Regions from separate parts of the Homo sapiens genome. Here region 1 is linked to region 2. A link is an interaction called in ENCODE POLR2A ChIA-PET data of the cell type or tissue named here. Cell type or tissue: GM12878. All regions are shown on one strand. Each heading gives the region's core, and the rest is flanking DNA. Links, peaks and the distances in the headings are about the cores only. Region 1 overlaps LIMD1 (LIM domain containing 1). Region 2 holds the start of LOC124909374 (a long non-coding RNA gene).

Evidence for each region. ChIA-PET counts read pairs that join two places held together with the same protein. Peaks named below come from ENCODE experiments on the same cell type or tissue, not always from the same donor. Only the 100,000 strongest peaks of a DNase experiment are listed, where the experiment ranks them.
Region 1: POLR2A ChIA-PET joins it to region 2 with 6 read pairs; 1 of 35 experiments calls an interaction of 5 or more read pairs at or near these places.

Annotation. Positions count from the first base shown.
Region 1 is chr3:45,627,241-45,631,635 of GRCh38, forward strand. The region is part of intron 1 of LIMD1 (LIM domain containing 1); the gene reads left to right. Among named protein-coding and RNA genes, the nearest start is that of LIMD1, 35 kb to the left of the region's middle. RefSeq lists an enhancer at 2,727-3,228. In GM12878, for the core only: no CTCF peak of the experiment used is centred there; no DNase peak of the experiment used is centred there; H3K27ac peaks cover 464 bases.
Region 2 is chr3:45,864,320-45,868,714 of GRCh38, forward strand. It overlaps LOC124909374 (a long non-coding RNA gene), which reads left to right and starts at 635. Exons shown (of 2, transcript XR_007095900.1): 1 at 635-936; 2 at 2,117-2,252. It also overlaps a transcript of LZTFL1 not described here. In GM12878, for the core only: no CTCF peak of the experiment used is centred there; a DNase peak (open chromatin) is centred at 572; H3K27ac peaks cover 1,480 bases.

The sequences.
Region 1 (4,395 bases), core at 134-4,133, 240 kb before region 2:
TGAAGATACTAAGTTTTAGGGATAAGTAGAACCCCTGGACCTTTTCTTCCCCGGTACTCCCTTAGCCCCTCTTATAAGTGCAGTAGGATGGACTGGAAAGGATATAGATAAGTCAGCCTGATTTTGCGCATTAGATTTAATCTTTGAACTTCAGTTTCTTCATGTATAAAGTGATGATGTTTTATAGAATTGTTGTTAAATGAAGAAACACATATAAACTGTCTAGCACCGTGTTGGCACTTGTGATGTTTAATAAATGCCCATTCTAGGCTAGATGTGGTGGCTCACACGTGTAATCCCAGCACTTTGGGAGGCCAAGATGGGAGGATCACTTGAAGCCAGGAGTTCAAGACCAACTTGGTCAACATAGCGAGAACCCGTCTCTTTTTTATAAAATATAAAATGAAAAAGCCCATTCTAAAGATGGAGCATCAGGGACTGGATGAACCTCCTGCCTAAAACAACCAAAAAAAAAAAAAAAAAAAGGCCAGGTGCGGTAGCTCATGCCTGTAATCCCAGCACTTTGGGAGGCCGAGGCGGGTGGATCACTTGAGGTCAGGAGTTCGATACCAGCCTGGCCAACATGGCGAAACACCATCTCTACTGAAAATACAAAAATTAGCGAGGCATGGTGTTGCACGCCTGTAGTCCCAGCTACTCAGGAGGCTGAGGCAGGAGAATCGCTTGAACCTGGGAGGCGGAGGTTGCAGTGAGCCAAGATGGTGCCACTGCACTCCAGCCTGGGTGACAGAGTGAGACCCCATCTCAAAAAAAAAAAAGAAAAAAGAATATATGAACCAAAGGTTTTCAAGACACTGGACATCAAGAAGGTGATTCTTGAGAGATAGGAAGCAAATGAGGTGAGCCCAGTGACAGCCCCAGCTAATTGCCTCGAGAGAATTTCCAGGCCTTGGCACAGGGAGGGAGAAGAGAGGCAGAACCTGGTGGACTCCCTGAGTTGAAAAGGAGCTGAGAGTCTATGGGGACCAAGGCAGCTAGTTTGTAGGACTCTAGCAAAACCTTTGTGAAGCAATATCTGATAAAGAACTTGTATCTAGAATGTATAAGAAGTTCTCATAACAGTAAGAAAAAAAACAGGCAAAAGATTTGGGCGTCTCACTAAAGAAGAAAAGGATGACAAATAAGCAGGTGAAAAGATGCTCACACACAACATCAGTTACTAGAGAGATGCAGATTAAAACTACAATGAGATGCTACTGTATAACCTATTACAATAGAATGGATAACATTTAAAAGACTATTCATGCCAAGTGTTGGCAAGGATGTGGAGAATTTGGAACTCTAATGAGCTGCTGGTAGGAATGTAAAATGATATAACTTCTTCAGAAAGCGGTTTGTCAATTTCTTAAACAGTTAATCATCCACCTACCATAAGACCCAGCCATTTCACTCCTAGGCCTTTACTCAAGAGAAGTGCAAATGTATGTCCATTACAAACGCTTGTACACAAATCTTGATGGCATCTTTATTTGTAATAGCCTCAAACTGGAAACAACTTATGTGCATCAACAAGCAAATGGATAAACAAACTAATACATTCATATGGTGGAATACCACATGGCAGTAAAGAGGAATGAGCTCCTGCTGCATGTAACAGCATGCGTGAATCTCAATTTATATTGAGTGAAAGAAACCAGATAAAGTACATAAACCAGATAAAGTACATACTCCAGATTCCATTTATATAAACTAGAAAAGACAAGCTAATCTGTGATGACAGAAAGCAGATCAGTGGTTGCCTGGGGAGAGGAAGAGGAAGCGGGGAGGGATTGCAAAAGGCATGAGGACATGGGGAATCTCTGGGGCAGTGGATTTGATCATTGTCTTGATTGTGGTGATTTCACAGGTGTATAGAAATGTCACAACACGGGGCTGGGCACGGTGGTTCACGCCTGTATTCCCAGCACTTTGGGAGGCCGAGGCGGGCAGATCATGAGGTCAGGAGTTCAAGACCAGCCTGACCAACATGGTGAAACTCTTGTCTCTACTAAAAATACAAAAATTAGCCAGGCCTGGTGGCACGTGCCTGTAATCCCAGCTACTCAGGAGACTGAGGCAGGAGAATCGCTTGAACCCAGGAGGCAGAGGTTGTAGTGAGCTGAGATCACGCCACTGCACTCCAGCCTGGGTGACAAAGAAGACTCTTGTCTCAAAAAAAAAAAAAAAAAAGAAAAGAAAAGAAATGTCACAACATACTGATACAGAAGCAGGGAAGAGAAGTGCTGGGTAGAGGAGGGCATGGTCCCTGGCTAGGGCTCTATACCAGGGACCTAGGTGAGGACAGGCACTTCTGCCTTTGCACCCAAATATTGCATTTTCCAAAACCACCCCAGCCTGCCTTGCTCCCATCCTGGGCCTATAAAAACCTGAGACCCTAGCAAGGCAGAGACAGAAGCTGCTGGACGGCGAGAGGAACACATCAGCGGAAGAAGATACAAGCAGCTGGATGGCGAGAGGATGCCAGGAGCACACCGACAGACGCCACCACACTGGCAGGCCATCAGCCGGCAGAACGAGGCAGAGTTTGGCTGGGGCAGTCGGAGGAGAGCCTGTATGCTCCCCTAGAGGTTTGAGCAGGGGGGCACTGAAGAAGCGAGCCACACTCCCATTGCACACCCTGTGAGAGGGACAAGGGAACTTTTCCCATCATAATACCAAATTGCACTCTTTAAATAGGTACAGCTTATTATATGCTACTTATATCTCATTAAAGCTGTTTTATAAGAAGATTGCTTGGGCTACAATTTGGAGAATGGGCTAAAGGGGCAGTAAGTCTAATTGCAGAGGAAAAATGCCCATCCCTTCCTCTCTTCTCCTAAAAGTGTATCCCTTATTCCTCTCACTTCCCTTCTGGTTTTTGAGCTTGGTTGTTACAGTAACATGTGATGATATTTTTTCTTTCCTCTGTTGGGCATTTCTTTAAAATCCTGTGGCATGGGGGGCCCTGGCAAAGCCAAGGGAGGCTAAGAGCCTACTCTTTTTCTTCTTGTTGAGCCTGAGCCTCTCCTCAGCCCAGACCACTTAGTGAATGTACAGGTGAGATTGGGCAGCTCACCACCAGTGGTGGCAGGGTCTGGTTTCTACAAGGGCATGGCCACAGTGCAGTCACCCTGCTCCCTATCCCATAGCCAGCGTCTGGAGAGGGGCTGGCTCCAAATGAGTGAGAGGGAAGTGTTTGTGGGGGGAACGATTGGTTTCCTGAAGGGCAATCAGAAGGCACGCACCTGCAGGGCCCCTCACAGAAGGGCAGGAGGAGCTGCGGGTTGCCCCCCAGGGAGAGGCCTTGTGATTGAGGTCCCAGTCAGAAAGATGGTCGTGTGTGCAAGGGACAAGGTAGAATGGGAGGTGGGCCAGGGTGGGTAGTAGGAGACTGGGGGCAGGGCTGGTCTGGGGTCTGAATCCCTGATGAGGTGATATGTTATGGGGTGAGGAAGGAGCTCCCCTCATGATGGGGGGGGTTGGGGGGCATGTGTGGCAGGAATAGCCACAGCTGCCAACCAGATAGTCATAATGAGACCTTTGAGTTGGAACTGGGGCTCAGATTCCCTCTTTCAAACCTACCCACTGTGCAGACTTCAGTAAGTGACAGGACCTTTCTGGAACTTGGGTTTTAGACAGGAGATGGCAGCAGCTCCTTCACTGGTTGAAATCCCCAAGTCTGGCTAGGTGCGGTGGCTCACGCCTGTAATCCCAGCACTTTGGGAGGCCGAGGCGGGCGGATCACCTGAGGTCAGGAGTTCCAGACCAGCCTGGCCAGCATGGAGAAACCCCGTCTCTACTAAAAATATAAAAATTAGTCAGGCATGGTGGTGCACAACTGTAATCCCAGCTACTCGGGAGGCTGAGGCAGGAGAATAGCTTGAAACCAGGAGGCAGAGGTTACAGGTAGCCGAGATCGCATGCTGCACTCCAGCCTGGATGACAGAGTGAGACTCTGTCTCAAATAATAATAATAATAATAAAAATCCAAAGAAAAAAATATCTGTGAGTCCATACTGATATACTGCACTCCAGCCTGGCGACAGAGTGAGACTCTCTCAAAAAAAAAACAAAGAAAGAAATCTCCAAGTCCAGGGTCTGGCCCATAGTAGACACATGATTTCCTAGAATGTGAAATGCAGTTTTTTTCCCTACCTTTTCTGTGTAGGAAGTACTTTTAGATCCATTTAGCCACAAGGATGAAATCTTTTCCTACCTACTTGGCTTCTTATGGGGTCTTCCTCACTCTGTGACCCATGGTTTCAAACACAGGTGGCTTCCTTGTTTTGTATCTGTGCTAGGTGGTCACTGGTCACGGTGGAGAGAAAGGATGTCAGCAGCCCGAAGGACTCAGCTGCAGGAACAGAAAGTGAGGGACAGCTGAAGGCAGAGGGT
Region 2 (4,395 bases), core at 252-4,251:
GATTTAATTTTAATATTGCTACTAGAACCTAATTTCCACTTGTCATAATGAAGAATTTTTATAACTTTTCTTCACTTATTGCTACTCAAAATCTTCATCGACTAGTAAAAATCAACCACAGGGCAACTGTTATAAATTATGGTATGTCCATATCTGAAATATTATGAAGTCATTAACAATTAAGATGTGGATTTAATATTTGGTTAATATTTAATGACATGAAAACATTTATGCCAATGTTCAGTGCAGAATATGCAACTTTATTACAATATAGTCCTAATTTTATGTATTAATAAGTGTAAAAGATTTAGCCCCCAGGTTATTGCTGAGAGAGGGATAAATAAGTACCATTTAATGTAGTCCTAGTATCATTAATTATTAAAAGAATATAAGAGAGAAAAAAACACACATGAGGAGACAGTAAAAAACTGTTTAGCTGACCAAGTGAGTGCTGCATTATTGTCTGTTTTAACAAGGGAGTAGGTTTTCTCACCACATTCAGCCAATGTGGTAAATTTTCTAACATGATAAAAAGAAACTCCCAGTTTTACTCATTTCCAGAGCTGAAAGTTGAAGAGTTGAAGCCCTTTTGCCCTTCTCAGAATGACTACACTTAAAGTGAGCTTCCTCACCACCAAGTACCAGAACAAATGGTGGGCCTGGAAAGGCAATTCTGCTCTGAGGAACGTGAAACAAGCATAAACCGAATGTGATGGCAGAGCTGTCACACCTTGTGGCCATCGATTACATTTCCACTGACCGTTCTATCACTCTCCAGAAGGGTGATCATGCCTGTGCTGCTCCCAGAAGACCCAGATCCACCGAAAGAAATGCAATCCTTCCCCACAGGCAGCCTTTCCTGAGGAGAAGAAGGAGCTTCTCTAATTGTCACATGAGTAGAAAATGTTGAAGAGACCTGCCTCTTTCAGAGGAAGGGTAAACAGAATTCTAACCACATTTTAAAACACCTCTTCCCTCTGCTTATTGAAGTAGGATACTCAGCAACAATTCAAAAGATTGAGGTTTACATGCACTGATGAGGAACGACCTCCAAGCTTCATTGTTCAGTGAGTGAAACCAGAGTTAGAGCAACAGAGCTCACAAAATCTCACTTACACGCACTACATGCTTCCACATGCAAACACGTGCACATGCACACACATGCACAGACTCTTGCAAAGAAAAGATGAACACACACCAAACTTTTAATGATAAATATGTATGACGAACTAGGAAAGGGATGGAATAAAAGGGAACGTTCACTTTTCTTACTCTATATTTCTGAAGTTTTTGGATTTTCTTTTTATAACAGGAGGTAAACATTTAGTTCTTATGTAATTTTAAGAGAGGGAACGATGAATTCATACACTTCTGGTAGAAATGTAAAAATGATACAGTCATTTGAAAACAGTTTGGCAGTTCCTCAAAAAGTTAAACATAGAGTTATCATATGACCCAGCCATTTCACTCCTGAGTGTTTACCCAAGAGAGAAAGAAATATATGTTCCTGCAAATACTTGAGCGTTTATAACAGCGTTGTCTGTAATAACCGAAAATCAGAGGCAACCAAATGTCTACAAACCAATGAATGGATAACAAACTGGTATAGGCCATGTAATCGAATACTATTCCACAATAATAGGAAACAACTATTGGTACACATGACAACGTGAATGCATCTCAAAATGATGCTGAGTGAAAGAAGCCAGACAAAAGAGTATTTGCTATGTATTACAATTTATATAAAATTCTAGAAATGCAAACCAAACTATAGTGACAGAAAGCAGATCGGTGGTTGAATGTGGCGAGGGGTGGTGGCGTGGTGGGAGGAAGGAAGAACAAATGGGTCCAAGGACACTTTTGGGGTGATGGATATGTTCACCACCTTCATTGTGCTAATGATTGATCCGGTGTGTACTACAGCAAGATTTATCCAATTGCATACTTTAAACATGTAGTTTATAGTGCGCTAATCATAACTCAATGAATCTACAAAAAAGTAATACATGCTTAATATAGAACATTTTGAAATAATGTAAAAATGAAGACGAAAAATTTAAAAGCCCCTACACTTTCAAAAAGAAAACCGTTAACATTTTGGGGCTTTTTCTTCCAGGAAAGTTTCACGTCCACCATACAGTCAGCTCTACAAGGGCAAGCCTGCCTGATTCACCAGCCGTATTCACAGAACTATGCTGGAAAAGCAATTGTGGGATAACTAAGTTTGGATCAATAAATGAATGTGTAAAAGAGCCTACCCTCTTCATTTCATAGTATATAATGAGGGCTTTTTCATGTCACTAAAAGTTCTTTGAAAACATACCATGGCTTCACACCCTTCCACTGCCTGGATCTACAGTAATTGATTTTAGACTTGGGTTGTTTAGAGTCTTTCAATATAACCAATAGTGCTGTAATATTCAGCTTTGTGTATACCACAGAAGACTTGTATTCACCATAGAGGCTATCCCACAACAATTAATGGATCCAATTAAGTAGGTTAACAATTTGGTTTTACATTGTGTAGCTAAAAATAAGATAGTTGCGGCCAGGTGAAGTGGCTCACGCCTGTAATCCCAGCACTTTGGGAGGCTGAGGCAGGCGGATCACTTGAGGTCAGGAGTTCGAGACCAGCCTGGGCAACATAGTGAAACCCCATCTTTACTAAAAATACAAAAATTAGCTGGGCATGGTGGCGCATGCCTGTAATCCCAGCTACTTAGGCGGCTGAGGCAGGAGAATCGCTTGAACCCAGGAGGCTGAGGTTGCAGTGAGCCGAGATCATGCCACTACACTCCAGCCTGGGTGACAGAGCAAGACTCAATCTCAAAAAAAAAAAAAAAAAAAAAAAACCCAAAAGATAGTTACATTTTTCATCTTTTAAATTAATTTGTTAATTGCCTTCTCTTTCACTCAGTTTCCCCTTTGGTAAATGGGAGTAATAATAATATCTTCCTCTCAAGGTGTTGTTAAAATTTTAAAATATGGTGTAAAAACTGCTTATGACAATGCTGGCAGAGAGTAAACTTGTAATGATGGGCACTTCCGGGCCATTCTTGTGCCAGAACTGTCCTTGGCTCCTGCCAAATTCCCGCAATTCAAGTTTTTTTTTTCTTGCACCTGCTAGTCTGAACACATCCATCAACCTTGCTTAAAGAATCTTTGGGGTGAATTGGAATTAAAAGGCAAGGCTGGAAGTTTATATTGTTACTATTTAGCACTTCTTTAGAAAACTCATCTTAGGCTGGGCACCGTGGCTCATGCCTGTAATCCCAGCACTTTGGGAGGAGGAAGTGAGAGGATTCCTTGAGCCCAGGAATTCAAGACCAGCCTGGGCAACATAGTGAGACCTCATCTCTACAAAATATCAAAAAATTAGCTGGGCACAGTGGTGCATGCCTGTAGTCCCAGCTACTTGGGAGGCTGATGTGGGAGGATCACTTGAGCCTGGGAGGTCAAGGCTGCAGTGAGCTGTGATCGCACCACTGCACTCTAGCCTGGGTGACAGAGCAAGACCCTGTCTCAAAACAACAACGACAACGAACAAGAAAACCTATATTAGCCAAAGATAAATGTCAGCCCCATTGGAATGGGTTCCATGTTCTGTCTCTGGATAGCTCTGGTGATGAGAAGGATTCAAGGGCAGCAATTTTCTTTCAAGAAGATTTTCCATTAGGTATATCTCTTAATGCTATATATATATAATGGAAAATCCTCTTGAAAGAAAATTGCTGCCCTTGAATCCTTCTCATCACCAGAGCTATCCAGAGTGCAGCACACCAGCATGGCACATGTATACATATGTAACAAACCTGCACGTTGTGCACATGTACCCTAGAACTTAAAGTATAATAAAAATATATATATATATAAATTTTTAAAAAGTATTTTAATTTTTTTGCAAAAAAAAAAAGAGGATTTTCCCCAGCTTTCTACTGAACCTGTGCAAGTGAAACTTGATTGAAACCACTCGCTTCGTAGAGTTGTGGTAGCAAACCATAAATCATTCTGGCTTCCCTGAGAAGTTTTTCAAACCTTAGAGAGCCAGATGACTCTTAACAAAGCTGTTTCATTAAACAGTTTTAGAGTGGATTTTTAGCCAAGTTCTGGTTCTAGATTCTCAGCATTTAGCAGAAATGTTTAGTGAGTTACTCACATACACACATGTAAAGCTTTTGTTCACTTAGGTCAACAGAGAGAGAAATGAATATGTAAATATGTATTGAGTCAATATTTGCAAATATAGCTTTGTTTAAATAATAGCCTCTCATTTTATAGTTAAGAAAAGTGAGGCTTAACAAGATTGAGTGACTTGCTCAAATTCTCAGTCAGTGGTAGGGGGGGTAAACCCAACTCTCTCTGATTCCAAAGCAAGTATATCATCTACATGATAGA